5 separate regions of the Mus musculus genome follow, and regions 2, 3, 4 and 5 are each linked to region 1. A link is a loop called in an ENCODE intact Hi-C map of the cell type or tissue named here. Cell type or tissue: heart. All regions are shown on one strand. Each heading gives the region's core, and the rest is flanking DNA. Links, peaks and the distances in the headings are about the cores only. Region 1 has its middle 18 kb from the start of Gm14221. Region 2 has its middle 31 kb from the start of Emilin3. Region 3 holds the start of Plcg1 (phospholipase C, gamma 1). Region 4 overlaps Top1 (topoisomerase (DNA) I). Region 5 overlaps Top1 (topoisomerase (DNA) I).

The links. Peaks named below come from ENCODE experiments on the same cell type or tissue, not always from the same donor. Only the 100,000 strongest peaks of a DNase experiment are listed, where the experiment ranks them.
Region 2: a loop joins it to region 1, with 6 times the contacts of the local background. A loop is called at or near these places in 11 of 42 quality-filtered maps.
Region 3: a loop joins it to region 1, with 3 times the contacts of the local background. A loop is called at or near these places in 8 of 42 quality-filtered maps.
Region 4: it touches region 1 in a loop (3-fold over the local background); 11 of 42 quality-filtered maps call a loop at or near these places.
Region 5: it touches region 1 in a loop (3-fold over the local background); 12 of 42 quality-filtered maps call a loop at or near these places.

The regions. Positions count from the first base shown.
Region 1 is chr2:160,595,246-160,601,566 of GRCm38, forward strand. No RefSeq gene overlaps it. Among named protein-coding and RNA genes, the nearest start is that of Gm14221, 18 kb to the left of the region's middle. In heart, for the core only: no CTCF peak of the experiment used is centred there; a DNase peak (open chromatin) is centred at 2,916; H3K27me3 peaks cover 471 bases.
Region 2 is chr2:160,940,100-160,946,420 of GRCm38, forward strand. No RefSeq gene overlaps it. Among named protein-coding and RNA genes, the nearest start is that of Emilin3, 31 kb to the left of the region's middle. In heart, for the core only: a CTCF peak has its summit at 2,554 (motif pointing left); a DNase peak (open chromatin) is centred at 972; H3K4me3 peaks cover 806 bases; H3K27ac peaks cover 1,095 bases.
Region 3 is chr2:160,727,125-160,733,445 of GRCm38, forward strand. Plcg1 (phospholipase C, gamma 1) reads left to right here and starts at 4,186. Exons shown (of 34, transcript NM_021280.3): 1 at 4,186-4,220; 2 at 4,594-4,909. The coding sequence starts at 4,693. It overlaps Gm52567 (a long non-coding RNA gene), which reads right to left and starts at 3,623. Exons shown (of 2, transcript XR_003954082.1): 1 at 2,582-3,623. In heart, for the core only: CTCF peaks have their summits at 2,895 (motif pointing right) and 5,000; DNase peaks (open chromatin) are centred at 2,967, 4,117, 4,467, 4,897 and 1 weaker place; H3K4me3 peaks cover 2,049 bases; H3K27ac peaks cover 1,926 bases.
Region 4 is chr2:160,714,534-160,720,854 of GRCm38, forward strand. Top1 (topoisomerase (DNA) I) reads left to right here. Exons shown (of 21, transcript NM_009408.2): 16 at 513-581; 17 at 1,180-1,294; 18 at 2,854-2,981; 19 at 6,046-6,140. Among named protein-coding and RNA genes, the nearest start is that of Gm52567, 13 kb to the right of the region's middle. In heart, for the core only: CTCF peaks have their summits at 2,925 (motif pointing right) and 3,126; no DNase peak of the experiment used is centred there.
Region 5 is chr2:160,697,862-160,704,182 of GRCm38, forward strand. Top1 (topoisomerase (DNA) I) reads left to right here. Exons shown (of 21, transcript NM_009408.2): 9 at 263-378; 10 at 4,841-4,962; 11 at 5,711-5,833. Among named protein-coding and RNA genes, the nearest start is that of Gm52567, 30 kb to the right of the region's middle. In heart, for the core only: a CTCF peak has its summit at 2,566; a DNase peak (open chromatin) is centred at 2,580.

The sequences.
Region 1 (6,321 bases), core at 758-5,757:
CATACACCACACACAGAGAGAAACATACACACACAGCACATAAGAAGTTCTAAAAAAAAATTGCCAAAATGCTGTGTGTGAGCAGTGTGTCTATTGTGTGTACGTGTGTATATGTGTGTGGTGTGCAGTTTGAATAGTGTGTGCGTGCTATGTGTATTCCTGTAGTCAAGTGTGTAGTGTGTGCATGTGTGTGCAGTGTGTGTGTGTGCACAGTGTGAATAGTGTATGTATGAATAGTGTGCATGTGTATGTAGTTTGCTATTAATTTGATGGTTTTATTCTAAAGCACCGATGACCAACTTGACCTCTTGGAGTACAGATAGTGACCCTAAATTCAGTAACAGAAGAGCCACGTTCACCCCTGTAACCCTGTAGTGAGCACATCTCTAGAACATAGTAGGTGCTCAGAAAATGATCATGAAATAAAAGAACTAAGAAGACCTTACAATGCATGGGAAATGTCTTACTATGTACACTTGACCTTTCGTTTCCTATCTTGTAACTTGTGACCACACAAAGACATTATCAAATCATCATTGTCTAGACACAGTAAACTCCTGCGCTTCCATGTCCCTGGGACAAAAACCAAGATGTCAGCAGGTCTGCATTCCTCTGCAGGGCTCCCAGGGACATCCATTTTGTCAGCATTTAGACGTGGTGACATAAAGCATGACTTGCACAGCAGAGGAAAAAAGAGAGAGTTTATCCTTGAGCCCAAAATGGCTGAACGTGGCCCAGGAACACGGGCTCGGGTTCTCCGCGCCCCCCCCCCAAAATGCATTCCAATGTGGCAATGTTCTCATGATATTTTTATAGTTACAGAACAAAAGGAGGCCCCACGTCAAGGCATTGCTCACATAGGTAGGTGGAGCCATTGGTTAGGTAAGCCATAGCAAAGCCAGGATCTCAGGTCTCAGATGCTACCTGGTGACACTTTTAACTTTGGGGATAATGGAAGCTAGCAATCTGCTAGGCTGATACATTCTGGAATAGTCTACCTCATAGTCAAAAGGATATTAGCATCTCAAGGGTATCGCTCTGTCATTGAAGTATTTTCTATACGGGTATGAAGACCTGTATCCAATCCCCAGGCGTTCTGTATAAGAGCTGTGTGCCATGGCATGCATGCACTTAGGATCACCACACTTGGAAAGCAGAGGCATACAGAGCCTCGGGGCTTGCTAGCCAGCCAGCTAGCATAAATGGCAAACTCTAGACCACTGAGAGAAGAGTCTGTACCAATACAAGGCAGGGACATTGAGATGGGTCAGTGAGTGTGAGTGTTTGTCACCAATCCTGGTGACCTGAGTTCAATCCTGAGAACACACATGGTAGAAGAAAGTAAAAATCTCCTACAGTTGTCTTCTGACTGCCACCTACTCACCCACCACTCTAGTAAGTAATTAATTAATTGCTCTGTTGATTGAATTTATTTATTTATGAAATATATATTTTATAAGATATGTTACATTTATATATTAAACATATATAAATACAATAATTTGATTTATTTAATTAATTGATTAATTTTTAAAAACAAACATAATGGGCTGGAGAGACGGCTGAGTGGTTAACAGCACTGACTGCTCTTCTGAAGGTCCTGAGTTCAAATCCCAGCAACCACATGGTGGCTTACAACCATTTGTAATGAGATCTGATGCCCTCTTCTGGTGTGTCTGAAGACAGCTACAAGTATACTCATATAAATAAAATAAATCTTTAAAAAAAAAAAAACATAAGCCGTGGACATCTCCTAAGTAACAACATATGACATTATCTCCTGGCCTCCACACACATGTACCTGCACACACATGAACACACATATGCACGCACATACATTCAGGAAAGGATTTTAGGTCAGACAGAGATGGGCACCTAGTAGCCATTGGGGTACTAAAAAGAACTCCCTGATAATTTTGGCTCCATTTCCACAGTGCCCGACTTCCCACCACCAGGAAGTTCTAATCACTCAGCCAGCCACACGAGCACAACTTCCTTCTAGAAAATTCAGTTTCCAGAAGCCACTTAGACTCTTTACTTGTGTTTCCCACCTCCAGCTTCCAACCCTTCGATGTTGTGTCTCTAACTGAAGCCAAGACAAGGTCTCTATTCACAGAGAGGGACCATTCTCTGTGATGCTCAGGTGATCAGATCAAAGCACCCCAGGAAGCCCGTGCAACCTCAAGGTCCATGTCTGCAGAGTCCCTTCTCCCAAGAGAAGGAGACCACGAGTCCTATGAACTAAGCCTGGGCCTCTTTATCCTGCCCAGCACAACCAGACCTGGAAACGGGAAGGTGAATCAACGCCACCTTACTCTCTGGCAACTAGTGAAGTCGAGTTCAGCATCGAGTCTCAGCATCTGAATCTCCTACCCCCTCCTATCCCTGCCGATGTAAATAGCCAGAGTCTCTAGAGCTGTAAGAAAATAAATACACATTATTTACGTTTCTAAAAAGAAAGGACATGGCTAGAGACGTGGTGGCACACACCTTTAATCCCTGCACTCAGGAGACAGAAGCAGATGGATCTCTGAGCTCGAGGCACGTCTGATCTACATAAGCAAGTTCCAGGACAGCCAGAACTATGTAGAGAGACCCTGCTCATTAAAACCAAAAACAAAGGTGTAAACGTCTAAACAATAGAGAAATTCTTTCTCTGCTATTATTATCATCATTATATTAACATAAGTTTGCCTTTGGGAATAGAAGGGTAAAGAATCCACTCCATTGGCTGAGGGGGGAACTGCAACCTCTCTGCTGTGTAATTAAACTTATGGCCAGCAGGTGGCGGTGCAGGCTCACACAGCAGGCCCTTCACAACCCAGGTTCATCCCTTTTTCTTGGGTAGTGGAGTCAGTAGTACCTTCCTCCTGTTCTCCAGAACCTGCGCTACGAAGAAATGCCCCAGAGGACCCAGCAAACACCAGAGGTGGGAAACGCACTGTATGTAACTCTCTCCTGAGCCAAGTACAAGGAGCGAAGGTTAAACCTGTGGGGCCTGAATGGGGGACCAGAGCTGGAAGCCTGGCCAACCCAACACAGAAACAATTAACTCTCCGACATTTATGAACTCGTCTTGCCTATGGCTCAATAAGCAGCTTGCCATTAGACAGACTGATCTGAGACTGGGTGCAGTAGTGAGTGCCTGTAATTTTAGAATCCTAGAAACAGGACCTCCTGTCTTAGTCAGGGTTTCTATTCCTGCACAAACATCATGACCAAGAAGCAAGTTGGGGAGGAAAGGGTTTATTCGGCTTACATTTCCATACTGCTGTTGATCACCAAAGGATGCAGGACTGGAACTCAAGCAGGTCAGGAAGCAGGAGCTGATGCAGAGGCCATGGAGGGATGTTCTTTACTGGCTTGCTTCTCCTGGCTTGCTCAGCCTGCTCTCTTATAGAACCCAAGACTACCAGCCCAAAGATGGTCCCACCCACAAGGGGCCTTTCCCCCTTGATCACTAACTGAGAAAATGCCTTACAGCTGGACCTCGAGGAGGCATCTCCCCAACTGAAGCTCCTTTCTCTGTGATAACTCCAGCCTGTGTCAAGTTGACACCCCAAACCAGCCAGTACACCTCCCATTTCGAAACAGGAGTTCAAGGTCAACTCCAAATAGATAGGAAAATGCTGTCTGTCATAGCCTCCTCCAGCCTTGCAAATAAATGCACTACACCTTACTGGGGAAATCATAGCTATGCCCACAGAGCTTATTAATCTCTCCAAATCCCACATAAAAATGAGTGGGATCAGAGCAATCAGAAAGTAGGAGAAAGGTCCAATATAAGGAGAGGCCGAAAATTAAGCCAAGAACACCCCACTGCTACCCCACCCACCCCACGCCCCTCGAAAGGTCACTATCTTTTTTTATGCCTCCTTAAAACTGCACAAGAAAGTGGGTGCTCTTCCAGTTAAGAACGTCAACCTTTTGTGATTCCTTCAGTTCAGGAAAAGCACTTTCACAAAAGGCAAACTGTAGGAAAGTTTTGAGGCCAAATCTCATAGGAAGTTAAATCAAGCAAAACAAAACAAAACAAAACAAACAAAGAAAACCAAAAAATAAAAACAAAAACAAACAAATGAGGAATAAAACAGCATTCCCACCAACAGGAAAACCACACCAGAGAGACACTCTCAGAACAGAATGGAACCTGTTGCCTATTTCAAAATGACATTCGAAGCCGGGCGTGGTGGCACACGCCTTTAATCCCAGGAGGCAGAGGCAGGCGGATTTCTGAGTTTGAGGCCAGCCTAGTCTACAAAGTGAGTGCCAGGACAGCCAGGGCTACACAGAGAAACCCTGTCTCGAAAAACCAAAATAAATAAATAAATAAATAAATAAATAAAATAAAAATTTCCAAATCTTCAGGGGAAAAGGGAAAAATCTTTCTGTGTCTTGGCAGAATAAATAAATAAATAAATAACTGACATGAGAAAATAAATTCAAATATTATTTAGCAAGGCTTTATGTCAAGAGAAAATGAAGTAACATTTTAAAAAGAGTCAGTAATGGAGGATATGCTAATAATTCTTTGCCCAGCAACACTAACTTGAAAATATAACAGGTGCAGGCAAGTTCTTGCTATGATTTGAATGTTAAGCACTCTTTGAAGGCCCATGTGTTAAGGCTTGCTTCCCAGGCAGAGTTCCTGGGGGGGGTGCGGGGGGGGGCCTTTAAGAGGCAAGAACTCTTGGAAGCCTTTACGTCCCAGGAACTATGTTCCTGGACAGGATTCTGGGGGATTCTGTGAGTGGCTTAGCACCACTACAGACTCCCGCCGTGACATGCTGTCTGACATAAACCCAAAGCAACAAGGCCAATGGCTTCTCTTTATACGTCAGTTTCTTCCATATTTACCACAGTTGCAAAAAGCTGACTTAACACCAATCACAGACTGAAAGAAGAAGATGCTCATGAGTCTGTCCTAATAACCTCCTAGGAAAAAAAGGACCAAGCTAACAACAGAAGGTCCGATATTCTTTATTTGATTTTTTTTTTCTATATCACACAGAGAAAGATAAAAACGGCACCAGTTATTCTCGAGCAACTTCTTTGCACTGGAAGTTCAGTAGCAGGGCTCTGTGCCCCTCATTGCTGGCTCACATCTGATGAAGCAAATCCCTGAGGGCCAAAGCAGTAGGGATGTGCACCCTTTGCACTGAGACACTGTCGTGAGATCCCATGTTTTCACTTAAAACTAAGTCTTCCTGAAGAGAACACAGATCCTGGCTTAAAACTTCCCAAGTCAGGATCACAGCCCCTCCTCAGTCAGTCATAGAACTGGCTATGGAAGTTGAACAAATATATATATATATATATATATATATATATATATATATATAATCAACAGTAAAAGGTTCTTACCACTCAACAAGAAAATATTAATTTAAAATCCGACACGTAATGACTGCAAGGTGTCCCCGCAGTGTTCCCCTGTCTTACACCGCCAGGCTTCACTGCAGCCTAAGTTTGGGACATAACAGACACTCTGACACACAGTGCCAACCAACGCTGCCCAAACAGCTTGGGTCAGATCTGCAACTCCACACACATGTCATGAAATGCAATGCTTTTTATTAGGGACACAGCTTATAGCGCTCATAGGAATGTAGTGCTTTAGATACAAAAAGTAAATTCATAGTTCCCAACTGCAGTTCCTCGGCATGTAACAAAGAACCCTGTTACAGAGTGTGATTTCTGTTTCATTGGTTTTGAGACAAAGTTTCTGTATGCTCCACAGCTGGTCTGAAACTCACAAGTAGAGCAAGCTGGACTCAGACTAGGAGATCTGCCTGTCTCTCCTTCCAGACCGCTGGGGTTAAAATTATGTAGGGTGGCACACCTGACTAAAAGTTTGATTATAAAAACTGCTGTTCGTTTCAGCTGGAGAGTTGAGTTGGCTCAGTGGTTACTCCCAGAGGACCCAGGTGGGGTTCCCAGCACAAACATGGCAGATGTAACCATCTGTAACTCCAGTTCCAGGAGATCCAAGGACTTCTTCTGGCTTCCAAGTGGACCAGGCATGCACGTGGCACGTAGATGTACATGAATCTCCAACACCCACATAAAAATGGAGCACTGGGCTGGAGAGATGGCTCTTCCAGAGGTCCTGAGTTCAATTCCCAGCAACCACATGGTGGCTCACAACCATCTGTAATGGGTTCTGATGCCCTCTTCTGGAGTGTCCGAAGAGAGGTACAGTGTACTCATATAAAACAAACAAGCAAATAAATTTTATAAAACAAAACAAAACTGGAGCCCCATGCCAGATGTCAGTGGTGCACGTCTTTAATCCCAGCACTCAAGAGGCAGACACAGGCA
Region 2 (6,321 bases), core at 379-5,378, 340 kb after region 1:
GTTTCAAAAGTTCCTTGGTCTCCAGCCAAAGTTTTTACAAAAAAGCCTCATGGGGAACAGACTAATAGGGAGGTAGGGATCCTGCCTGGGAGACTCAGGACTCCTGCTCTAAGGCAAGATTGAATGGGAATATCAGTGCTGAGCCCCAGCCAGGGAGAGGGCCCTGCAGTCTAAGGTTGAGCCTAGCCTGGAGACCTCCTACCCCAACAAGGGGAGCACAGCAACTCATGGTTCCATGGTGGGGCAACGGAGCTGGAGGGGCCTTCTTCATTAAACAGACACAGGAGAAGAGGCCCAGGCCATGTGGCATCTCAGCATCCATCAGCCTGTGCTGAGAGCATCCTGGAGTCAGCCCCAATTGTAAGCAGCTGGTAGTTTCCTGTGGCTTTCTAGTAGCAGGCTCTGAGCCTCTTCCTCTGGTCTGAAGGGAACAAAAGCCCCCCCAGGTCCCTGAAATAGCGAAGTCAGGGGTTTCCCAGCACCTAAGTAGTGCTGGGGGTGTTGGGGTCATTTCTCCCAATCCCACAGAGGCACAGAGAAAAGTCTGTGATGCTCCTGCCTATACCATGATGAAGGTCTTCCTCTGTGTTCCCACAGGGTTTTATTCCAGAGTCCCAAGGGGTTCAAGCAAAAATTGTCCAAGGGTGTAAGAATTCTTCCTGAATAGTAGGTAGTTCAGACAACAGGGGCCATGTTTTACTGGCCTGTGGATGAGAGCATTTATAAGAGTTACCATATCCATGTAAGAAGGGTGGCTTTTGGGGTCCCAGGGATGAGAGCTGGGAAGTTGGCCCAGATTAGGAGGGGATTCCTGGATGCTGGAAATACATATAGGATCCAAAAGATGCTGAGACCTTGTGTCCAATCCCTGCGGATTCCTACTTCTCCCTCCCTCCCTCCTTGGCCATCTGGGCTTTGCTGTCTGGAAAGTCTGAAATCGAGTGGAAAAGCCTGGGTCAGAGCTGAAGCGGGGGCGGGAAGGGCATGATGGGAGTGGTGTCTAGGCAGCTCCAGCTGTCTTGGTCCATCACACCACGGGCATGCTGGGGATTGCTCTCCCTTTCCTCTGGCCACTGCTCCCAGTATTCAGACCTGCAGGGGGCTATAGAGAGTGTCACTTTTGGCAATCATTAAGGGTCTGGGAGCCCAGAGACACTGGGAGAAAACCGAGGTTATCTGAAGGGTGTTGTTGCTACAGTCACAGGCACTCCAACAGGGCCTGAGTAGGGGCCCAAGGACACATTACTCAGGGGACTTTCTTAAGCTACTTGTCTGGCCTCAGTGTTGCATTGAAACCTCCAGATAAGCCTGCTGCTTTTAAAGCCAGGGCATGGGAGTCACCTCCCTCCACACGGAATCTGCTTCTGTATCTCCTGTTACCTTCGGATTGTATCAGGAACCTGTCGGCACCCACGGGTCTGTAATCGCTCACACTGAGCTCTGTGAGCGAGGCTCAGCCTGCAGCCAGATACTTGTCTGCTTCAAGTAAAATAACTCAGTGTGAAAATAACTGATGGCAGACACTTAAGAGTCAGGGAATCGAGCGTGTTCGGGGCTTGAGAAGGCAACCGTTGTGAGGCCCTATGTGTACAGCCTTGTCACGGCAGGAAGACACTGTTCCACAGCAAATCTCCTCATGGCTGGGGGAGGCACTTACAAAGCCCCACCCCTAGCAGAGGCACTCACTACTGATAGCTTCGAGGGGCAGAAGATCAGTTTTCTTCAGGGATGCGGCTACTGGGAAGTTGTCCATACTCCAATGGATGGCCCCATATCCACACACACACTAGAAACACTTATGGATCCAGCAGACTAACAGAAGAGACTACGGAGATGGGAGGAAGATGTGGTGTGGGAAGGAGTCTGGGAGAAGTTGGAGGGGTTGTAGGAGGGTAACTATGAACAAAATACATCGTGTAAATGCAGGGCATTCTCAAAGAATAAATAAAATACATTTTAAAATATCAAGGATAAGGGAACATCTGCGTTTCCATGCTCTGTGGAATGAGGGATGGACCAGCACAGAGCTCACATCCCTGTAAGGCAGACACCAGCTACTGAGGTACCATGCGTTTCCATGCTCTGTGGAATGAGGGATGAACCAGCACAGAGCTCACATCCCTGTAAGGCAGACACCAGCTACTGAGGTACCAGCTAAGTAGCCACGTGCCAAGCTTCTGATCTCCATCACCTCCTGCCACCTTAAGCCTCCACGTCATCCAGGTGTGTCATCCTGAGTAGTAGGAGCCCTGAGAAGTAGACATCCAAGTTCACAAACACTGCTGTGCCTAGGGCAGCGGTTCTCAACCTGTGGGTCACAACCCCTTTGACTAACCTCGACCTCCAAAAGTACCTTACGATTCATAATAGGAGCAAGATTGCAGTTATGAAGTTGCAATAAAAACAATTTTATGGTCAAGGGTCGCCACAACATGTGGAACTGTTACTAAAGGGTTTGCAGCATTAGGAAGGTTGGGAACTGGGGCTGGAGGGATGGCTCACAATCATCTGTAATGAGATCTGATGCCCTCTTGTGGTGTATCTGAAGACAGCTACAGTGTACTCACATACATAAAATAAATAATCTTTTTTGAAAAAAAGGAAGGTTGAGAACCACTCACCTAGAGTGGAGTGCCTGTGGGTTGTGGGAAGTTCCTTGGATGGACAGCCCTGTTTCTCAGCTCCTGTGGGGGCAGCTGTTCAGACAGAGGTGGAAGTCCACAGCTCTCCACTTCGTCCTTTGTGCCTAGGATAGCAAGCCCCGGCTACATCCTTAAAAGGGGCCTTCAAGCACTCTCTTCCTTCATGCATCTGCTCTGGGTGCCCACAAGAATGCAGCTGTTTGCAAGTCAGTAAGTGTTCAGCAGAAACAGATGGACACGTCAGAACCCCGATCTTGGACTCCTGACCTCTCGATGGTGGGAAAAAAAGTTTATACTTCCCAGACTACGCGACTCTGTCATGGTAGCTCAAACAGACTAATACAAATCCTTCTATAATTTTGCCCAGTCGGGAACCCCCATATTCCTTTTTGAATGCTGGGTGGGGCTTCTGTGAAGGCCCTGGAGGTTGCTATCACTGTGTGACAGCACACACAGGCCAGCAGGGGAACAAAACACTGTCTCAAATCTTACCTGGTGTTAAGTTAGGAAAGGGCAACGACTGCACAACCCAGTCATTCTCTCTGCCACTCACTGCACAATCAGATCCCCAAGGGCGGGGTCCAGCCAGCTTGGTCCATTGTGGGAGAGCCTGGAAGTCTCTAAGACATTTCAGAGTCCAGCTGGCTGGAGGGAGCTACCCCCATTGTGGGTTGTGATGGAATAAGCTCCCTTACTTCTGCACTGATAAAGGGCTCATCTGCCAGGCCTGTCCTCCTGCAAGGGTTCCCTGTGGTCCACTCTGCTGGCCAGCCTCTGCCACTTTGGAGGACTGTCATTGTTTCAATGACAAGCCACAGATGGCTTTGGCTCCTGGTTATCTCCTTATATCCCGACTTTCCTCACACACTTCCCGGGTCCTCCCTTCAGCAATCTCAACTCTTGACAGCATCTTCAAATTTGCCCTCTTCTGGCTCCCAAAAACATGGGGTAGGACAGACCAAACTTTTCCTCCAATGTGAAAGGACCACAGGGTTTTACAGGATGTTCAGGAGGCTGCCTGGAGTCCAGGGCTGCTTTGACGTCTGTTTTTATCTTAAATGTAAATGTGATTCTACTGTAGGATCCACATTCCTATAGAATGTTTGAGTTCATGAGTAGATTTTAACTGACTTAACAAATAGTCTATAAATTAAATCGACATTGTGGGCCAGGGGTCAGCAGACAAGAATTTTGGTCAAGGACCAGGGAATGAATGTCTCAGGCTTTCACAGACATAGGCTCCTGTGACAACAGCGGTCTCAGCACAAAAGCAGCATAGCCTGGCATGAGTGTGGCTGAGCACTAAGTTTATTTATGGTAATTTAAATGTGATATAATCTCCATGTCCATGGACTATTCCTTTGGCTTTTCCCATAATTTATCCATATGAAGTCCCTTCTCAGCCTGGGGTTGTCGTTGGCTGTTTTCCCTCTACATAGCTATGTGGGGCCTGCGGCTTCACACAGGAAGCCAAAGCCACAGTAGACGGCACATTTAGACTGCCCTTCATTCTTGCCTTTCTGCTCACCAGTTGTGCCACTGAAGGCAGGCAGCCATCTACTTGAACTGGGTTCTCATTTGGGGAAGACATGTTGTGATAAGTGCACGTCTCTCAAGCCCTGACACAGTGACCCAGAGAGGCACCAATAGGTGCCGTGGTGATCATCAATGGTGTATGCAGGTCAGCTGCCTAGGGCGGGAGGTCAAGTGTGTGAGGAGCATCCATTTCTCTAGTAGCTCCCTCTCCCCCAGGTTCTTATAGCTGAGCAGCTACTCAAGGCCTGCTATTCTTCTTTCCACCTTTGAGAGGCGAAGCCACTTCTCACATGGCTCCTTAGCCTTAGGCTGGTGAGGCCAAGCAGAGATACCAAGATCTCTCCGGATCACCCTGGCCCAGAAACCTCTCAACACCCGTGTTAACAGGGCTAGGAAATACCCAAATTAACTGCCTCCCAATTGGCCTCCAGGGTGACATTGGTGGCAAAGGGCAGTGTGAGCTAGCACGGTCCCTCTCCCTCAGCCATCTGTACTTACTTCTAGTTTAGGAAGCCCCCAGGCAGAACAGCTGCCCGCTCCCTCCAACTCCCCACAGGCAACTTAGGGCTCAGGAACCAATTTGGATTCTCAAAGCTCAGCTCGTCACTGACCAGTTCACTGACTAGATAAGCTATTTATCCTCTCTGGATCTTAGGTCGCTCATGGATATAGAGATAGGCAGTTATTGTGGGGACCAAGGACAAGGCCATTAAGCACTCTGAGTAAGTCCTGGTAATGTGTACTCAACCACACCTCCCTGTTCTTGGCACTACAGTGGTGTCTCTTCATCCACCCAGAACACAGGTCATGCAGAAAGAAACCTTTCTTGTGTGTGGGCCCTGGAGTTGGGCTGGAAAGCTGGTGTTTACCCCTGTGTACATGCCTCAGGATCTGCAGCAAGCACTTCTTTGTTCTTTCTTTACTCTTGGTTTCTCTTCCTATTGGAGCTGGCAACCCTTACTGGCTACTGAAAGGAGTATATGACCCAGGACTTGACTTCACCCATTTCCACCAACCCCACTACTGACCCTCCAGGATAGAAATGATCAGATGAGGACCCGCCTCGGGCGAGGTCTGCTGGGGACTCTACTGTTCCCTTCTCACCCTGGACTTGGCTTTTCTTCTCCAGGGCTCAGGCATCAGAGCCGTTCGGGTGACATGGAACTGCCACTGCCACGTTGCTTCCAGTCCCACACTAAGCTCATGAAGTACTTAGTGGGAGACAGTACTTATTTACTTGCTTCTCATGTTATCCCACTGATATCCTGTATGTGGACCACAAAAGCAGCTCTAAGCAAGCATGTCCTGGGGTCCTGCTGTTCAGCTCCTGTACTTCAGATAACAGGTCTGAAGAAACTGCAAACACAACCAAATGAAACCCGAATCCTTGGCTTTGGCCAATTCTGACTTAAATTCTTTGGAGGTTTCCAGATCAAGCACATGAGTGAGGGCCACTTAATGAGATTAGATGCCAATGAGTCAAGCAGAAAGGTCTTCAGTGGGGCGGCTTTGTGTCTGCCCTTTTTCCCAGTACCAAGTTTTCATAAAAGTTCTTCAGAGTTCTGGTCTCCAAGTTGAGAGGTCCCAGACTGGTATTACAGAAGCCAGGACTGGGATGTTGTTGTCTGTCGGTGGGACTATGAGCTCTGGCTTCAGCTATGCCTCCTAAGACTAACATAGCCTGGGTAGCTTGTGGCAAATATAAATACCAGCAATGTGGACAGATTAACTTTTGCACGGGGTGGAGGAGTGGGTGTACTTGGCTAACCCTTGTATTAGGGTTAAATTGCAAAATGTACTTTTTAACCCCTGCTTTGGTAGGGAGGTTGTCTGGGTGAGGGGCTAAGTCAAGGAACAAAACCACGACTCTACTAGTGAGTTAGCTCTTCTCTATCTAGGAGGGTCCCTGAAGTCTCCATTAGAGGTTTCAAAGGCCATTCACTGATGTGTGTGTGCATGTGTGTGCATGTTGAGAGGACAACTTTCAGGAGTCTCTCCTTTCACAAGGTGGCTTCTGGAGATCAAACTTACACTGTCATGCTCAGTAACCATTCACTGGTCCTCCATTAGAGATCTTAAGCTGGTGACTGTACTTCCTGCCGTGAAAAATAACAGCAAAGGGCTCTGCACCTGACTCTCAATA
Region 3 (6,321 bases), core at 389-5,388, 130 kb after region 1:
ACTTAGGAAGTGCTTGCTGCATGTACAGTTAACAGCAGAGGAAATAAGGGACGGAACACAGCTTGATGAATGGATTAAGCAGACACTTCAAGTCTAAGTCTTTGTCTCCCTCTGTGAACGGAACATCACTATGCTCTGACATGATGACTTCTAGAGTCAATCATTATAACGAAGAAAAGTGTGTTAGCACTTGGTACTAGCCTGCTAAGAATGCCCTCTGTTATTTTAATCACATACATAGTCATGTGAGAATATTTTCTTATAATTTAATTCCAGGAAAATGTTATTCCCTTTCCACAGAACTAGTTAGCAAACATTGAGAGTCACTACTTTAGCTACTATAGAGCTCAGCCACAGCTGCCTCTTAATCGCAGCAGCTCCATTACCACTCAACCATACTGTGATTGCCCTTATAATCACATCTCCCATTTCAACCACACAGCATTTTTGTCCTTTTGTGTTTTAAGTGCCCTCTATTTTTCCTAAAGAGCTTGGTGCAGTGGTGCCCACTGGATGTCTCAATTCTTGGGAGGCTGGGGAGGCCTCAAGTTTAAGGCCAGCCTGGGTTCTACAAGCAAGACCATACCTGAAGAAAAATGCAGTGAACATAGCAGCGTACCTGCTTCCTGTTCAAGGAAAGACTTGTCATCACTTCTGGAAGAAGTGTAAATAGAAATCCATCTGCCAGTCCGTCAGCTCACAAAGAGCCAGGAGGCTGAGGATGAACGTTTTGCAGAACAATGAACATCCATTCCAGGATAGCACTGCACAACACAGTTCCCTGGAAGTTGTCTGAGGCTGTTCGCACTCCCATCTCCTTCCTGTTGCTTCCACAATGCTGACCTTAGGGCTGCTCCCTAAAAAGTATTCTACCCACTAACCTATCAGAGACAGCACCCTAAAACAAATTCCGACCTAGCCGGGAAGCACAGTAGCTCACATTTTTAATCCCAGCAAGGCTGAGTTGCTGAGTCAGGAGAATAGCTAAACTCAAGATGAGCCTGGCTTTGACAAACTTGTACAAAATAACTAAAAACAGAAAACAGAGAAAGTGAGGTAGTTCTGTGGGTAAAGGTACTTGCTGTTAAACCTGATGGCCCGAATTCTATCTCTAGGACCCACATGGTAACTGTAAATAAAGAAGCTCACTTAGGATACCCAAGATATAAGATACAATTTGCTAAACGCATGAAATTCAAGAAGAACGAAGACCAAAGTGTGGACACTTTGCCCCTTCTTAGAAATGGGAACAAAACACTCATGGAAGGAGTTACAGAGACAAAATTTGGAGCTGCGACGAAAGGATGGACCATCTAGTGATTGCCATATGCAGGGACCCATCCCATAATCAGCTTCCAAACGTTGACACCATTGCATACACTAGCAAGATTTTGCTGAAAGGACCCAGATATAGCTGTCTCTTGTGAGACTATGCCGGGGCCTAGCAAACACAGAAGTGGATGATCACAGTCAGCTATTGGATGGATCACACGGCCCCCAATGGAGGAGCTAGAGAAAGTACCCAAGGAGCTAAAGGGATCTGCAACCCTATAGGTGGAACAACAATATGAACTAACCAGTACCCCGGAGCTCTTGTCTCTAGCTGCATATGTATCAAAAGATGGCCTAGTCAGCCATCACTGCAAAGAGAGGCCCATTGGACTTGCAAACTTTATATGCCCCAGTACAGGGGAACCCCAGGGCCAAAAAGGGGGAGTGGGTGTGTAGGGGATTGGGGGGTGGGTATGGGGGACTTTTGGGATAGCATTGAAAATGTAAACGAGGAAAATACCTAATAAAAAATAAATTAAAAAAAAGAAGAAGCTCACAATATGCTTACCACTGTTCTAAGTAGTTATTAAACGCAATATGAGATCAGGCCCACAGGCCAGAGGGGCAGCTGGGCAGTCTTTCCTTGACTCCAGGAACAGGCTTGGTATAAGCTAAGGTTGAAGCATGAGTGTTGCCTGAAATAAGCCCCAATCTGGGCTAGTCGGGGTGACGTCACAGGCAAGTGCCTTGTGTGGGGGCTAGAGCACCTCCCAGACAGCACAAATGTATATACATTACCAGTGACACCTACACATCCTTATATATGCTGAGCTGGGGGAAGCCCATACTGGCTACACCCTGTGTGTGCCCTACTTTTCCCAAACTTCCTTGGGTAGAAGGAGACACCTAAGGCCTAGGAAGCTAGGAAGAGGAAATGAGGCCCTGTTTCCCAATTATAGGCCTGGCAAACAAATTGCTGTTGGAAGAAAATCATGGAGCCCCTGGGGGTGGGGGTGGGGTCTTGTTACAGACACAAAAGCAAAAAAGGTTTGGGCTGAACACAAGGAAGCTCCCAGAAAATAGAATTTTAAAGCATACTGTAGCCTCTAGGCTGCTGGAGTTGGCACAGAAAGCTCAACAACGATTACAACATTTTAAGAGGGTGTCTCCTGAGAGAACCGGCCAGACCAGGCAGGCAGGGAAAGGCCCTGTTCAGCTCCATCTGCCCTCTCTGTCTAATCATCCTGGCTGGCCATTCCCCTCCACTGAGTAAAAACCCCAGGGCCTTTGCACATGCTGTTATTCATACCTGGAAAGTACTTTCCTCCAGCCTTCCCTTCAAAATACATATGTCCATCTCTTTACACCATTTGGCCTCTCTTGAAGTCCTACAGACATAAGACACAGCTCCTCTTACTTAATGATTGGCCAGCTAGCCAATGGCCACCAGGATTACCTCTCACCCAGTGGGCTCTCTTGTGGAACACAGACACTCAGCTTCCCACTTATTACATAGCCTGACTTCAAGTCACGGGGCTCTGAAACCTTGATTAGAAGATAATTAGGATCATGAGTTGTGCAAGCCAACCTCAAGTCCAGTTTCCGCCTACATCAGAGGCCTGTCACTAGGTGGCAGTCAGTCTATCTCAACTCCCCAGTCCCTCAGGACAAAGTTCCTCAGTGGTATACAGAATTCGGACGTTCTTGAGACCACCCTCAAGGGAAATAGCGCATCTGTCACTATTTGCCTGGCAAAGCGAAGGTGGCCCAGGTGGGTGGGTTGTCCAAACCCATACATCACAAATTCTAGTCTCAGGAATCCCAGGGGAGCTTTCCTGCAAGGGGATGTTGTGTGGGACTTCTCACCTCTGAAATGCAGATGCTGTCCAGAGCTGCAGGGTAGCTGTCCAACTAACTGTCTGCTCATCATTGGCCAGACGGCAGGATCAAGGGATGCCCTCGGGTTTACCCGTGCTGTTCAGAGAACGGCTTTTGGAAGATTGATTTTAAGTTATTTAACAGTCACAGACAGGTGTCATGTCTGGAGAATAGAGGCAAAGTCCGCGGTGAGGGATGAAGCAGGAGAGATAGGGGAAGGCAAGACAGGACTGCTGGGCCACGAAGCTGTGCTGATTTGAAGCACAGTGGGAATTCACGTACGCAATTTCAAAGGCTTTAGTGGTAAATTCTGAAGCTCAGATGCAGGCAAGACCCAAGAGGATAGTGTACACAGAGAGAAGAGGGGTCCTCAGGATCGTGCGTAGAGTGGAGAGAGCCCCAAAGGCAGGAGGGAAGAGCCTCAGTGGATTACTTAGGGATGAGGGAGAGAAGAAAAAAGGTTCTTGCAAGGTGTGGGGTCTTCCAAATTCAGGAGTTCACTGCCATATAGAGAAGGTGTAGCGGGTGAAAGGGGCCATGTGATGAGGATGGCAAGCAAGGCTGTGGCGCAGATGACGAGATGCCTGGGTCGGGAGGTCAGGGGAGACCCAGGATTGGGGTCACCTGTGTCTGCGCAGAGGGGAAGCCACCCTGCAACTGGCCCAGCACTGAGTCCAGAGGAAAATGAGGCAGAGGACAAACCAGAGCTTCGGAGACTAAGTGCAGGTAGGGCGCGGGCGGAGCGTGAGGAGGGCAGCGGACCACGCGAGAGGCCTCGAAGGCCACCGGACCCGCGTCCGAGAGTCTGAGGGCCCTGCCCACACCTGCGTGGCCCCCTCCCCAGAGGCCACACTCCAAGGCCACCCTAGAACCCGTCTGTCTGCTCAAGCCCTTGCAAAAGACGTCTGCGCAGAGGGGGCGTGGCAGGCGTGCTGTCACTCACGGCCTGTTAGCCAATCCACGAGTGCGCCCCTCCCCGGAGAGGGTGCGCGGAGGGCCCGCCCCCGCCGCCACCGCGGGTGTGAGGAGGCCAGGCTGGCGCGGCTCCCTCCGCCCGGCAGCCTTGCCAGGTAACCGGGTTCGGCGGGAGGGCTGGGGGTCGCGCAGCCCCCTCGCTCCCTGGGAGGCGTGCACACTGCCGCGGCGGGTCCCGTGTGGGCCGGAGGCCCGTGCGCGCGTCGGACCGACGGGCCGCAGCCTGTGGGCGGGGTTGCGTGCGTGACGGGCGGCCGTGCCCCGCGTTGTGTCAGGCCTGCGCGGGGAAAGCTCGGCCGAACCGAGGTGTCCAGGTCCGCCCGCTGCGGCCTGCCCCGGGTTGCGGGGCGCAGGCGCGGCGGTGGGCGGGGGTCGTCCCCAGGAGCGTCTTTGTTCCCGGCGCGCTGAGGGCGGAGCCTCACCCCGCCCCGCCCCCGCGCTCAGTCCCCGCCCCGCGTCCGCCCGCAGGAGCTGCCACCGGGTCCCGCTCGCCTCCCCGGCCGCCGCCACCGCCTCCGCCTCCGCCGCTCCGGGCCCGCCGGCTTGCGTCGCCGAGGTCGCTGCAGCATGGCGGGCGTCGCGACCCCCTGCGCCAACGGCTGCGGGCCTGGCGCACCCTCCGAAGCCGAGGTGCTGCACCTCTGCCGCAGCCTCGAGGTGGGCACCGTCATGACTTTGTTCTACTCCAAGAAGTCGCAGCGGCCAGAACGGAAGACCTTCCAGGTCAAGTTGGAGACGCGCCAGATCACATGGAGCCGCGGCGCGGACAAAATCGAGGGGTCCAGTAAGTGCGCCCCACTCCGGCCTGCCTCGCGCCTGCCCGCCTCCCAAACACTTGGGCAAACTTTCGGGCCTCGCGCCTGGCGCCCCGTCTCCGCCCAGTCCCTGGTGGTCACTCTGGGGCGGGTGGAGGGGGGCATCCGGGTCTTGGATCACCTGATAGGACACCCCCTCCCCCAGTAGGGGGGGAGTGTTCCAGGCACTTTGCCCTGAGGCCTAAGAGTCCTCACTGGTTGGACAAGTGGAGTGGGATTCCGGCCCTTAGCATCGGGCGGCTGTCAGTGGCTGTGAGGGGAAGCCAAGACAGGGACCCCCTCATCCAACCTGAGAACCTGGGGAACCGACAAGATCTTCCTGCCCACTGCCATTTCTCCAGAGTGTGCTGTCTGTGAAAACTCCTAAGAGCTCCGGGATGGGCTTATTGGCGCAAGAACCTTTGGAATCCTCATGTAGAACTTAGGCAGATGTTGGGGTAGGGCTGGTTGTGGAGCAGAGCGGGCCTACTCATCTCCCTCTTCTTTGGGAGGATGGGGTATGAAAGCTAAAACCGTGACTGCTTCCCCCTCCCCATGTCCCGTGGATGGTTTTTTTTTTTTTTTTTTTTTTTGCCCCAGATCTGAATTTTGGAGGTCCATGGTGCTAGGCAGCCATCCAAAGCTAGAGCCAGGGCTCCTTTGCCCTTGCAGCATATAACAAGGAGCTTGCATTCAGAAAGGTTCCCTGGCCTTGGGTTTTGAGGTCCAGCCCTTTGTGTTGGATGTTCTCGTGACCACAGGGTAGCCCAGAGTTGCTCCTCTGGTTTCCTGTCGTAGCCTTCCCAGACCTGAGTGTGGTGGGTTTACACACAAGTCTCTGGTGGGAGAAGTAAGTCAGGAGTTTTGAGAAACCTCGGCTCTTTCTGATAGTCATTTTCCTCGGTGTGAGGCAGGATGAGGAGTCTTTGCAACTCCAGGCTTTGAGATGTTTCTTACAAGAACCCCCAAAGAGTCTATGGTTGAAGGGACCTAGCCTAAGAGCCAGGTCTGTGTTAGAGAAGGGGGGGTGGTGTCAGGAAGTAACAACGGAGAGAAGGTCCCACAGATCTTCCTGGGGATGGTGTACATGTGTGTCGATGGGTGAGGAGATGAGGAGGAAGGAAGGTTTCTGTGGTAAGACAGCCATCCTCAACTACAAACTTCAGGTCTGACAGAATTGGCCCTTAACCATCACCAGTGCCCATCAGCCCTGGCCTCCGCTGGAAGAACATTTCAGTGATTTTCAGTGTTGGGGGATGGAACTGCAGACAGTTCCGGTAGTCCTGAGACATCACTCAGACATCAGGTTGCAGGCATGGCATTTTACGTTTGTAGTATTTCCTGTGTTTAAGTGGTGGCATTAGTTCCCCGGTAGCTAGCTCTTGGTAACAGCTGCACTGTA
Region 4 (6,321 bases), core at 938-5,937, 120 kb after region 1:
CAAACTCAATGTTAAGATTGAACACAGCCGCTTTAGTGATTTAAGCATCACAGCATCTGCTGATCACTTGTTATCTTGTGGTTTTTCTTAGCCCCAGTCCAAGCCCCAACTGAATAAAATGGTAATCTTTCAGTTCTCAGTCTCTGAGCTCATCTCTGTAGACCCATGAGATAGACATAGGTACCTACTACTTTCGCCCATTCGATAACAGTGGGTGCCAGTTCAATCGAGTAACTAGGGTAAGCATAGGTTGGCTATAAGGGAGTGTTTTTGTTCTTAGGAAGTAGATGCCAGGATGTTTGATGCTAACAAACATCCTATTTGAGTTACAATATATACCACAAATGGCTGAGAACTGATACTTAGGTATTTATGTAAATTTACACATGCAGAACAAGAATTTGGGTATAATATATATAGGTTGTCTTTCTACCTTTTCTCTTTTTTGAAAGTTATTGTGAGTTTGAAATTATTTCTAAAAAATTTTAAAATAATAATTGGACTTGTTTTAGGTTTTTAAAAACTTACAACTGTTTATGGAGAACAAGCAGCCTGAGGACGATCTTTTTGATCGACTTAATGTGAGTAAACACAGGACACTAGGCTAAAGTCCAAGGCAATCTCAAGCTCCTGGGGTCAAGAGTTGTCAAAGGGTATTTGGACTGTCCATTCAGTCTAGATTGTCCAGTGACATTCTACATATCCCTCCTCCCTTGGGGCACTCAGTCATCTGTAACCAGCAGCAGACCCTCCCTCCTCCCACCCTGTGGGTGGTGCTGTGGATTCCTACCAAAGCTGCAAGGCAGAGGGAGCTGAGCTTTCCATGGATCTTCCCTCTTCCTTTCATCCTTTCATGCTTTCATGAGACGCCCAGCTGCCTTTGCTACAGACCTAAGGCTTTCACTTGCTTTCTTTACTGGGAGAGATATTTATAAGAAAGAAAAAATTTGTTGTCTTGAACTTAAGATTAAAGTACTTTATAGAAAGGCACTATGCAATCCTTCCTGTATTCTGGAATTATTTTCCCTCTTTGCTAACTTCCTCTGTGAAGGACAGGACAGTAACTGGCAGGATGGTGGCAGCACTGGCACAAGGACTCCTAGTATTCACTGTAAGGGAAAGGGTGATTTGGTGTTTACCTCAGTTCCAATATCCTCTTTGTTGTCGTGTTTAATGCAGACTGGTATTCTAAATAAACATCTTCAGGATCTCATGGAGGGCTTGACTGCCAAGGTGTTCCGTACCTACAATGCCTCCATCACACTACAGCAGCAGCTTAAAGAGCTCACAGCCCGTAAGTAATACTCTGTATGGTTGTCCTTGGGATGGTGCCAGTTTCCTTCTCTTCATTCTTTCCCGCCAACCTCTTGAAGAGGCTTTGCTGTCTAAGCAAAACCAAGGCCTTTCTTCCCACTGCTGCTGCAAACTCTAGATTAATCTCATAGAATACTAACAAGAGCTTTGCATCTGGTCTAAAAATTTTTATGTTTTATCTGTGTTACTTACAAGCTCAGAGGGTATAGGCAGTGGTGTTAAATTGGGGAGAATAGAGTTGTCATGGTTACCAGAAAAATGTAGTAGTAAATCTTTTTCTTTTTTTCTTTTTGGTCTTCATAATAGTATGTAATAATTACCTCTGGGACCTTAGAACTTCTTTTCCTCTCCATTTAAAACAAACTCTCACACTGTAGCTAAAGGCTGGGCACATTCATCATGTGATCCAAGCTAGTGAACCTTCTGCTTCAGCCTACCCACAGCTGAGGCTGTAGGCAACCCTTCTGCTCCTGCCACTTGAATTTCCACTGCCTTCTATAAATGTATCAAATGCTCTTAGACGAGCCAGAGATGGTATGCTGGAGATCAGTAATTAGGATTGGTTTAAACAGTGGCTAAAAAGCCTGGATGTGTTGGTGGCAGCCCAGCACTTGGAAGCAGAGGCAAACAAATCTCTTGAGTTTGAAGCTAGCCTGGTCTATAGAGCAAGTTCAAGGACCCTGTCTTAAAAGAACACCCCATCCCCACTCCTACCCCTCCACAAAAAAGAAAGAAAGTCAGATCCCTAGAACTAGAGTAATAGATGAAACCAAACCCAGGTTCTCTGCATGAGCAGCAAGTATTTTTTAACCACTGAGCCTTCTCTGCAGCCCCTGCAGTATAGCTTAGGATCCCTTCATCTCATTCTCCTGTAGTCATTTCTTCTAGCACAGCTGCAGCATTTGCTACATCTGCCTAGTAAGTGGGAGACAGGGAATAAGAAAAGCAGTATAAAGGTCTGGGGGCTTTGGGTTTTTGTTTTTTGTTTTGGTTTGTTTGTTTGTTTAAAGATTTACTTGTTTTATGTGAGTACACTGTCACTGTCTTCAGACATACCAGAAGAGGATATTGGATTCCATTACAGATGACTATGAACCACTGTGTGGTTGCTGGGAATTGCACTCACAACCATCTGGAAAGCAGTCAGTGCTCTTAACAGCTGAGCCATCTCTCCAGGCCCAACTCTTGAAGTTTTTAAGAAACAAAACCAAAAATATAGATTTCCCTGTAATGTAGACAAGCTGGGCAGTAGTTATAGCTATTCAGGAACTTAGCAGTTTAGAGACCACCTGGACTTCATAATGAGACCTGGACACAAAATCCAGTAAGGGTAAAGAAAAATATAAAAGAGAGGCTCAGAATTCCTCCTGTGACAGAAACTCATTCAGGTTTATGTAGAAATTTACTGCCTTTGACTCAAATGTTGACCTTGAAACTTGGTTATGATAAACTGAAGGTTTGTAAAAACATCTAGAATGCATTTCATGTGTATATTCTTGGTATACAAACTGACCCAGTTACTATTATATTTCTTTGTAGCTGATGAGAATGTACCAGCGAAGATTCTATCTTATAACCGTGCCAATCGAGCTGTTGCAATTCTTTGTAACCACCAGAGGGCGCCACCAAAGACCTTTGAGAAGTCAATGATGAACTTGCAGTCTAAGGTATGGTGGGTCCAAAGGTAGGGTAGCAAAGGGAGTCCATGTCTGATGTCTTCTGACAAGCAGAGGCTTCTGGAATCTGACATAGTATGGCCTGGGATAACAGCAGGCTAATCTGGGTCGGTTTAGAAAGATTTTTTTTCAACAAATGGAAATAATTTGATAGTATCATTGTTTTTTTTTCCTAAAATATTTGTGCTGGAGACACAAGTTCTCTATGAGCCACTTTCTGTTTTGAAGTGCTAACTTTGACATACCACTGAATTGCTAGTTGTTGTCCTTGTTATACTTAGGGAAAATGGAAATCTTCGTGGTAGAATGCTTGCCTTGTGTGCAGCATGCTCTGGGCTCCATCCCTAGCATGACAAAAATAAAGTCTCGGTGATCTGGCTAAGAAACATGACAGAAAGATACACCTCAGTGGCAGAACCCACCTTTGCTTGTCTACCATATGTGAAGCCCTGGGCTTGATCCCCAAAGCAGAAGCAGGGGAAGGGAGAGGAATCCTGTTACATTGTTTGAAGTTTAAAAGATGGTGAAGCAATGGCATTTAATTCGCTCCTAATCCTAGAACAACTATTTACATCGGTTGAGGTGTGTCAGATATGACTGTGTCAGGTTGTGCCCTATTGGGAGAGACTGATACGAGAACAAGTTGTTGTTTCTCTCTCGGCACTGGCTGCTTAACTATGCATTTAAATCCACAGTGAACATGTTAAAACAGACACACAGGGTTACAATGGAAAACATTTAATACACACAGTCTGTGGCTTAGGAATAAGTATCCTCATTTAAGATCTTGAGGTGATCCTAACAATTATAAAGTTTAAGACAATGATAATAAAAGTGACATTTCCAGAGTTCTGCAACACTGCAATGCATAACAGGAAAGTATTCACCATCTGTTGGCAATAGTCACAAGACAAGTTATTTCTTTGGATTCTTGCTCACAGTTAAAGAGGAAATAATGTCAACTAGAGAGTAGCCAAAGTACAGATGCATTTTTTTTTTAATCCAAATTTATAGAATTCTATACTTGGACAATTTACTTTTAGAAACTGCTTTGCAATGAAACTTAACACATATTTTCAGGCTTAGAATATTCCCCTATTGAGATTTCTGCAAGATGAGAACACAGGCATAATGTATATTAATCTAAAGCTACAACCTAGAGATTCTGATACCCCTGGCCTGAAAGGATCTCCAGATCCACAGGGAGTGAATCTCAAATCTGCACCTAAGGTCAGCAAAGGACGACGGTCAGCAAGCTAAGAACCCCACAGACTGCCTTTTGAGCATGAGCCTTTGCTTTGCCCTGTTAGATGGAGATCCTCTGATGCTGCTTACTTTCCTCATGTGTTGTCATTCCAAGCCCAGAATAAATAAAGTATGAGTACCAGGTGCTATTTACACAGTTCAGGAGACCCTTCCTGGAGAATGAGGAGGTCATTTGTTGCTCTCATTTGAAACCACTGTTTGAGCAGCTCGGGCTGTCTGCCAAAGAAGCCCTCCAAGTGTAGGAACCTTCTCCAGTGTGCCCACAAAGTAAACACACGCCCAGTTGCCTAGTCAGTCAATGGAGTCTTTGAGAGAATTTGACATAGCTTGCCAGTTTAGCATTCACAGAAATGGTTACGACTGTGATTTGCTGTGTTTCTAGTCTAAGAAGCCTCTGCCTAGTTGTGGCTCCAATGCTTTTGTGTGCAAAGTCAGTTCTAGTACAACATAGATAGTGGAAGGAAGCCACTAACAGTAAACATTTAATGATTCTCTCACAATGGTGAATTGTTTCTAATCTTGGGCTGCATTTTATGTGGGTCCCCTACCCCCACCCCCGGAAGGGTAGAGGGTGGCAATGGGTGTGGTGTTTTTCTAACAAATTTTAGGCTCAGTCAACAACAACCCAATGTGTGTAAGTCAACATGTATTCACTCTGGGATATTCTCTTGACCTCATAGGTCAGCAGGGTGATTATGGGGATAGGATTCTTTAGAATCCAGCAGCACAAACTCACCAGCATTAGCTACAATATCATCATATTGCTGTTTCTAAGCAACACCCAAAGCAGAATTTAGGTTTTGTGGGTTCAACAAGCAGGAAAGAATGATGGAATTATTCTGTCTCTTCCTTGTAGATATGGATTCCATAAGATTTCCTCTGTGGAGGGAAAACTTCAATTGATGCTTATTGAATGATGACTAATTTTCTTCTCACTTTAGACTCCTTTACTTTCTAAAATAGTAAGCCAAGTTGAAGCAATTCCTCATTGATGTCTACTTGCCAGTTTATAATTTCCTGTGATATCCTCTTTAGTATATCCTTTCCCAAAGCTGGCAATTCTTTCCCAGATTTGGCAGGCTTGCTTAGTAGATGTGTGTATCTCCTCTGGTAGTCTCAGAAGGAATGCTAAAGGCCCAGAGTGGTGGCCCACGCCTATAATCCCAGCATTTGAAAGTCAAGGACAGGAAGATCACTGATCACTGAGTTTAAGGCCAGCTTAGTCTACAGAGTGAGTTCTAGTCTCTTCCTTCCTTCCTTTTTTTTTTTTTTTTTTTTTTTTTTTTTTTGAAACAGGGTTTCTCTGTATAGCCCTGGCTGTCCTGGAACTCAACTCTGTATACCAGGCTGGCCTCAAACTCAGAAATCTGCCTGCCTCTGCCTCCCAAGTGCTGGGATTAAAGGTGTGCACCACCGGCTCCAGTCTCTTTCTAACGAACTAACTAACTCATAAACAAACAAAAGAATGCTAAAGTCTGGCATAGGATTAATTTGAAAATAGCTGTCATCTGGGTCCTCCTCTGTTTTCTAAAGCTAGTGTGTTTTCCTGAAAGAGTACAACCAGATTTCCAGGTTACTCTACAGAACCTTATATTGTTCACCGAAGAACGTAAATGAGCAGCAGACAGCAGCTGGATTGTTTTCTGCAGTCACTGTCCACCATTTTCATAAAGCCTTTTTGTACTAGGAAGCACTACAGCTCCCAGTTTTACGTTCTCAGATGAAGCTTCTTTCCCTCTCCAGGTCATTTTATTCCTAACTGCACTGCCGTTTTTCTCTGTCTATCTAGATTGATGCCAAGAAAGATCAGTTAGCAGATGCTCGAAGGGACCTGAAAAGTGCTAAGGCTGATGCCAAAGTCATGAAGGATGCAAAGACCAAGAAGTATGTACCTGACACTGTACCAAGGGTTGGATAAGGGAGAACAGTTGGCACCATCACTCAGAGGCCTGAGTGTTCCAGCTCACATGGTCTCATTATGTAGCCTTGGCTTCCTAGGATAAACCACCATTCTCAGCTGTTTTCAAATACTTCTTGAGGAAATTTTCCATGATTTTCTCCTTTA
Region 5 (6,321 bases), core at 531-5,530, 100 kb after region 1:
ATATATAAATAGTTTTATATGGGTTTTTTGAGTGATGGATGGTCTTTTAATACTTAGTATCTCTAAATTGAAACTGTTGAAATGAAATTTTTTTAATTACCATATTCTTTCAGTTTGCTTGAAATTGCTGCTCTTTTCAGTGAGACACAGCCTTTGAATGGGCACCACAAATTGATTAGTTAATTATTTTGAATTTAATAGGTGAGGATCTTTTTACTAAGCCAGGTGATCACTTAATGAGCTTGTGCCTTGTCTTTGAAAGGTGGGAAGAAGAACGTTATCCAGAAGGCATCAAATGGAAATTCCTAGAGCATAAAGGGCCTGTCTTCGCTCCACCATATGAGCCTCTGCCAGAGAGTGTCAAGTTTTACTATGATGGTGAGTTATTTCAGGTTGTTTGAATTTTGGCTAAGAATGGTTTGTTTCTATTCAGGGTTAGAAAATGAGGGCACTGCCTATATTGCACAGTCCTAGCTAGTTATTTCACTTTGTTTTATTGTCTATGTGTGGCTTGGGAAAAGGAATCTCAGGTGTTTAATTCAGAAGGACCCCTTTGCTGCTTGAAAAATATGAAAAAGGGGGCTGTTAATGTCTTATCTGTAGTCTAAAAAGGTTTATCTGTTTGGCTCACAGCCTATAAAATACACATTGAAGGTTTTTATTTTGAGTGTGTAACTCAATAGGAAGCTGTTCTGTATTGAGTTCTCATTTAAATAGTAGCACTTAGTGATAATATAGTATGCCAACATGCTGCTTATCACTAGAAATTGTATTAGCAAAGGATTAGTGGCCATCATTCAGCTTATAGGTAAGAAACCTAAGCTATGTCACTCTAAGTAGTGCAACTGTGCCTTTGACAGGTGAATTTTAAAGAAACGCTCTGCCTAGGTCTCTTAATTTTATTTTTTTGAGACATTTCTAACTGTGTAGCCCTGCCTGGCCTGTAACTTGATAATATAGATCAGCTGTCCTTGAATTCAGTAGATGTACCCATCTGCTCCTGAGGCACATGCCACCTTATCTGGCCTCCTTGGGTCTCTTGGAACTTTCTAAAATGTCTGAGAGTTCCACATCTGTGTTTTTGTCCTTGGGTTGAGGGATCTGAGAGTAGCCTCTCACAATCCTTCGACTGACTGTGTATCAGGTAGTAATGTCCAACTGACTCCTTCATTCTAAGAGTTCTGTCCAGAGATGCTAGAGTTCGTTCTCAAACTCTCTATGTATTTATAATTCACCAGGTTAATAGATGAGAGGTAGGACTGGGTGTTTATGAATCAAATAAATGTATTTACTAACAGGGAGAGACACTGGACACCAAAATAGCAAAACCATTCAGAGCTATTTGGTGTATCTCTTTTTTTTTTTTTTTTTTTTTTTTTTAGATTTATTTATTTATTATATGTAAGTATACTGTAGCTGTCTTCAGACACTCCAGAAGAAGAGGGCGTCAGATTTTGTTACAGATGGTTGTGAGCCACCATGTGGTTGCTGGGATTTGAACTCTGGACCTTCAGAAGAGCAGTCGGGTGCTCTTACCCACTGAGCCATCTCACCAGCCCCTTGGTGTATCTCTTTAACCGCCAGCAATGGCTTTAGGAGCATAGATGCCTGTGGGTTTAGGATGAGACGGGTTTATTAGCATCCAATAATTGAAATCTGTATATGAAACAAGTGAATTTTGACCTGGGTCTCATCCTTAAGATATTTTATTTCTCTCTCTCCCTCCCTCTTTTTTTTTTTTTTTTTTGAGATAAGGTCTCATTTTTGTAGTCTTAGCTGGCTTTGATCTCAGAGGCCTGCTTGTCTCTGCCTGAGTGCTGGAATTAAAGATTCCCATCACTGATTACTAATAATACCCAACCTGATACCTTATTTTTACAAACACACCCCCACATACCGTCATTCTCCAAAATCTAGGGGTGAAAAAAATGAAAATGGAAAAAAATCACATGTTTTGGGAAATGGATGTTCAACTAATATTTTCGAAAGGTTCGGAAATGTTTATTGAATATGCTTGTGTTCAGACACCCAAGTCCCAGATAGATAGAGACTACTGATTTAATCTATGTAGGAAGTCAGTGGCATAAAACACTTGGTGGTGTGACTGGCAAGTTTTTAGATTAGCTAACCAGTTTGACCAGAAACTGTAAGACACCCTACACACTAGATCATTCCTGAAGATTTACGAAAATACACAAATTTAAACTTCCTAGTGAAGAGAAAAGGCCTTAAGACCTTGAAAAAGACAATTGCTGTATTCTGTAGCCTGACCTGAGCTCACTAACTTTAGACAGCTCGCTGGAAAAGCCTCACTGTGAAAGCCAAGGTGATGACGATAGAAAGTAGTTTTTTTTTTTTTTTTTTTTTATTGTGGGGTTTCAAGGAAACTAAGGCCTGTGGTCCCTACCTCTAGTTTCCTTTTCTCTGTTGGTCCTCCTAGGATTTCCTCCCTTTGGTTATAAAACTCCTCCAAATAAGTCAAGAGTGTTTGACTTACTAGTGCAAACTGATAAGTAAGTACTGGTAGGCAGGACATTGCTGCCTTGCCCTGGACTTCCCCCTGGCCGCCTCTGCACAGGACATGAGTTGGCTGAAGCACAGAATTGCAGCCGCTGTTAAGGACCTGCCATTTCAACTCTGACTCAACAGTTTCTTTTTGTTTCCGGGAGCTCAACTTTTCCCACAAAGTACTACGATGATTGCTGGGAACCTACACACCCTCCACCACTCCGGTGCTATAGCTGTTACTTAATCCTTCCACAGCCCATTTAAAACAAATCAAGTAGGTTCTTTGTGGGTGGGACAAAGCCAGTGCAGTGCAAAGGCTCCCCACCCAAAATAAGAACACTATTGGGGAATATTTAGTTTATGAAAACAAACATACCAGGGAACACATTCCTTAAAATTTCCTTATCTATTTTTATTTTTTGTTTTGAGATGCTGATTTTGTAGCTGAGACCAGTTTCAAATGCACAATCCTCCTTTCCCAGCCTTCCGAATGCTACAATTATAGGCTACTGCTACCTTGTCTTTTTGCCCCCATTTGTTTGTTTGTTTGTTTGTATTCCCCTCCATTATATTTGAATCATGTTGCTGTTTTGCTGGCAACTCTTGTTCAGACTGAGTGGGGAAAACAGGAAACACCTTACTCAAAAAATCCTTTTCCAACACAGAATCTTGAGTGTGCTGAGGAAGAGCTACACCACCTATTTGCCTTTTAGGTTATGTCTTCTAAGCTGATAATGTACCTGTAGCACAAGTTTGTTTTGTGATGTATTCCCTATGTTTCATACAGTCTGGTTGAGCAATACTACCCATTATGAGATGAGATGTCTCTCAATTATTACAATGAGTAGGCTTCTGGTTAAGTTTTAGATTTCTGTAATAAATTTTAATTCTTTTGAATTATTATTAGTACTTACATAGTTGTAAGTGTGAGATATTAATCTCATTTAGAATGCAGCAAAATGCTATTGTGGCATAAATTGTTTCTATATAATATTATAAAGTTGATTTTTTTTTTTTTGAGAAAAGATAGAAATTGGCCCTAGGAGTGCAATATTCTCTTTGAATATTTTGTAGATTAAGCTTTTAAGTACTTTTCTTTCACTGTCAGTTATGATCTATCTGAGGACACAAAATCACTTCCAGGATTTATTAACTATTGTAGTGGCTTTCCTTGTGAACCACAGGCTTTTTTGGACAGTCTTTACATATACTTACTTGCTGCCTAACCCACCCTCACCTCATGCTGTGGAATGATTAGACTTTCCTGAAAGAAGTGAGTTCCTGGTGCTATTCCCAGTGTTTCAGGTGCATGTGTACCTGTATTTCACTCTGAATACACTAGTGCTCCAAAAGTGCTTTTCTGGCTGGGAGGCTGGCTCAGTGGGTAAAGTACCTGCTGTACCAGCCTGGTGTCTTAAGGATGTTTTTTTAGAACCACATCAAAGTAGCACACTTGTCTGCAATTGTAGCGTGTCCCTGTGGTGAGAGGGGAAGTGGAGACGAGAATGGATGAGTCCGTGCCAGCTAGCCTCTATATATATATATAGCAGTGAACAAAGAGACCTTATCTCAAAATAAGATGGAAGGCAAGGACTGACACCTAAGGCTCTGACCTTCCATGGGTACTGTTGTACACATACAACCCCACACATAGACATACAGTGCAGTTTTTGATTCTAGGTATAGGACTGAGGCCCAAAACTTGGTATTTATAACAAACTTGCTTGTGATGGTTTTGGTCTGTGAACTACTTGAGTAGCAAGGTTCTAGAGGAAGGTCTTATTTACGCTTTTTATGTGGGAAATCTGGGCTTGCCTGCTATGAATATATATTCTTATTCATATTCCACCCACGTAACTTTGAAGAAGAAAGATGCCTATTTCTTTTCCCCACAATTCCTTTCTTCCACTCCCTGCCCCTATCCTTTCCTCCCCTTCTTGAACAGAGGCTGCTTAGCTTAGCAGTGGCAGGAGTCCTTCTGAGGATTTGATTTTTAAAAACCATTGAAGAGGTGTAAAGGACCCTGCTTGCTGAAAGGAAAAGGAAGAGTGGCTGGGCCTTCCCCAGGTCATCCCTGTCCTGAGCAGGCACCTGGGAACAATTAACTGGCATAGTCTCCAAAAAAAGACCCAGGTAAATATCTACTAAAGAGAAGGAGAAATTTTTAAGTAGATCTCTGACAGTATGTTACTCTGTTGTTGTTATCACTGTGTGTCAGCAGACCTTTGTACACCTTGGAAAGGTGAGCCATCAGTCATGACCTCTCCAGTGTTCAGTGCACATAGAATATGAATAGTGTGCCTCACTGTTTGGAACCATTTTCTTCCTTCAGGTAAAGTTATGAAGCTGAGTCCTAAAGCAGAAGAAGTAGCTACATTCTTTGCAAAAATGCTTGACCACGAATATACTACTAAGGAAATATTCAGGAAAAATTTCTTTAAAGATTGGAGAAAGGTATTGTGGCCCATGTGTTCATATCTTAATCATTTATAAAAGTGCTGACTTAGAGGTATAGCTCATTTGTTAATGTCTTGTTTGTTTAAAAAATGCAAAGTATAGTTTAATGTATATCTTTTTTCCCTTACTATTTTAATGTGGTTTTTGTTCAACAAGAATATATCCCTTCTCAGCTTTCATGTGACTGCAGGAAGGAGCTTATCAGATTAGGTTAAACAGAAAACCTCAAATCCAGTTGAGCAAAGGAAGCATTGTTTCTGCAGGGACTGTCCTCTGATGCCTTTACACAGGGTCAGTCTGACCATCTATTCTGTATTGATATAAAAAAGTACCATTGTTTTCAATTTGGATAATTTTGAAAAGAGGTTGAATTAAAATTCACCATCCAAGGGCATTCTAAATTTAATAAGAGCAGATTAGTGTGCATGGGAATAAGAAAGTATTTCTCTTTATTGCTAAAGTAATTGATTAATATAGGTCTCTTGGATTGGTGTTTATATGTTTGAGTTTGTGTTTTTGTCAAAGATCGCTAAAAAATGAGTAATTTTCTTTGATAAATGACTAGTGATATTTTATATGAAACTAATCATCTTATAACAGAGCAGCACCACTCCCCAGAAGCAATGGTTATTGAGGTTGGCTTCCCTTCTAGACACCTTTGATTAAAGGGGAAAAAGGATGAATTTTGAAGAGACAGGAAGACTTATTAATATATTTAATTTTCTTAACCTTTTTACTCAATTAGGAAATGACTAATGACGAAAAAAATACGATTACCAACCTAAGCAAATGCGACTTTACACAGATGAGCCAGTATTTCAAAGCGCAGTCAGAAGCTCGGAAACAGATGAGCAAGGAAGAAAAATTGGTATGATCGTCTGCTAAACTAGAAAATCTTGGATAGTGATTCTTTGTATAATTTTTTGCTTCTTGTGACACAACAGTGAATTCATTACTTTTATATTTTTCTGTGTTAAAGATTTACTTAGTAAAGTATAATTACATGTATGTGTTGTGCTAACTGGCAGCTATCTGTGTTGGCACATGCCTGTAATCTCAGCATCTAGACTTGAGCAAGAACTATGATGTCTCCACAAAACAAACAAAATATTGCATTAGACTTCTTTAAGTTCATTTTATCTGTAGTTTTCCAAATCACTGAAAAAAAGTGATTCTGAAAGTGTGCATTAAATTTTACACTTTCACCATCAAATGCATGTTTTATGGACTTATCCCCTACCACAAAATAAACCAAAACAAAATCCATGACAGTGTTGAAACTAAAAGGGAAAAAAATTGCTTTATACCCTTTTGTGAGTCTGTGTTTTGCATTCAATCCTTCTTTACTACCCAGCA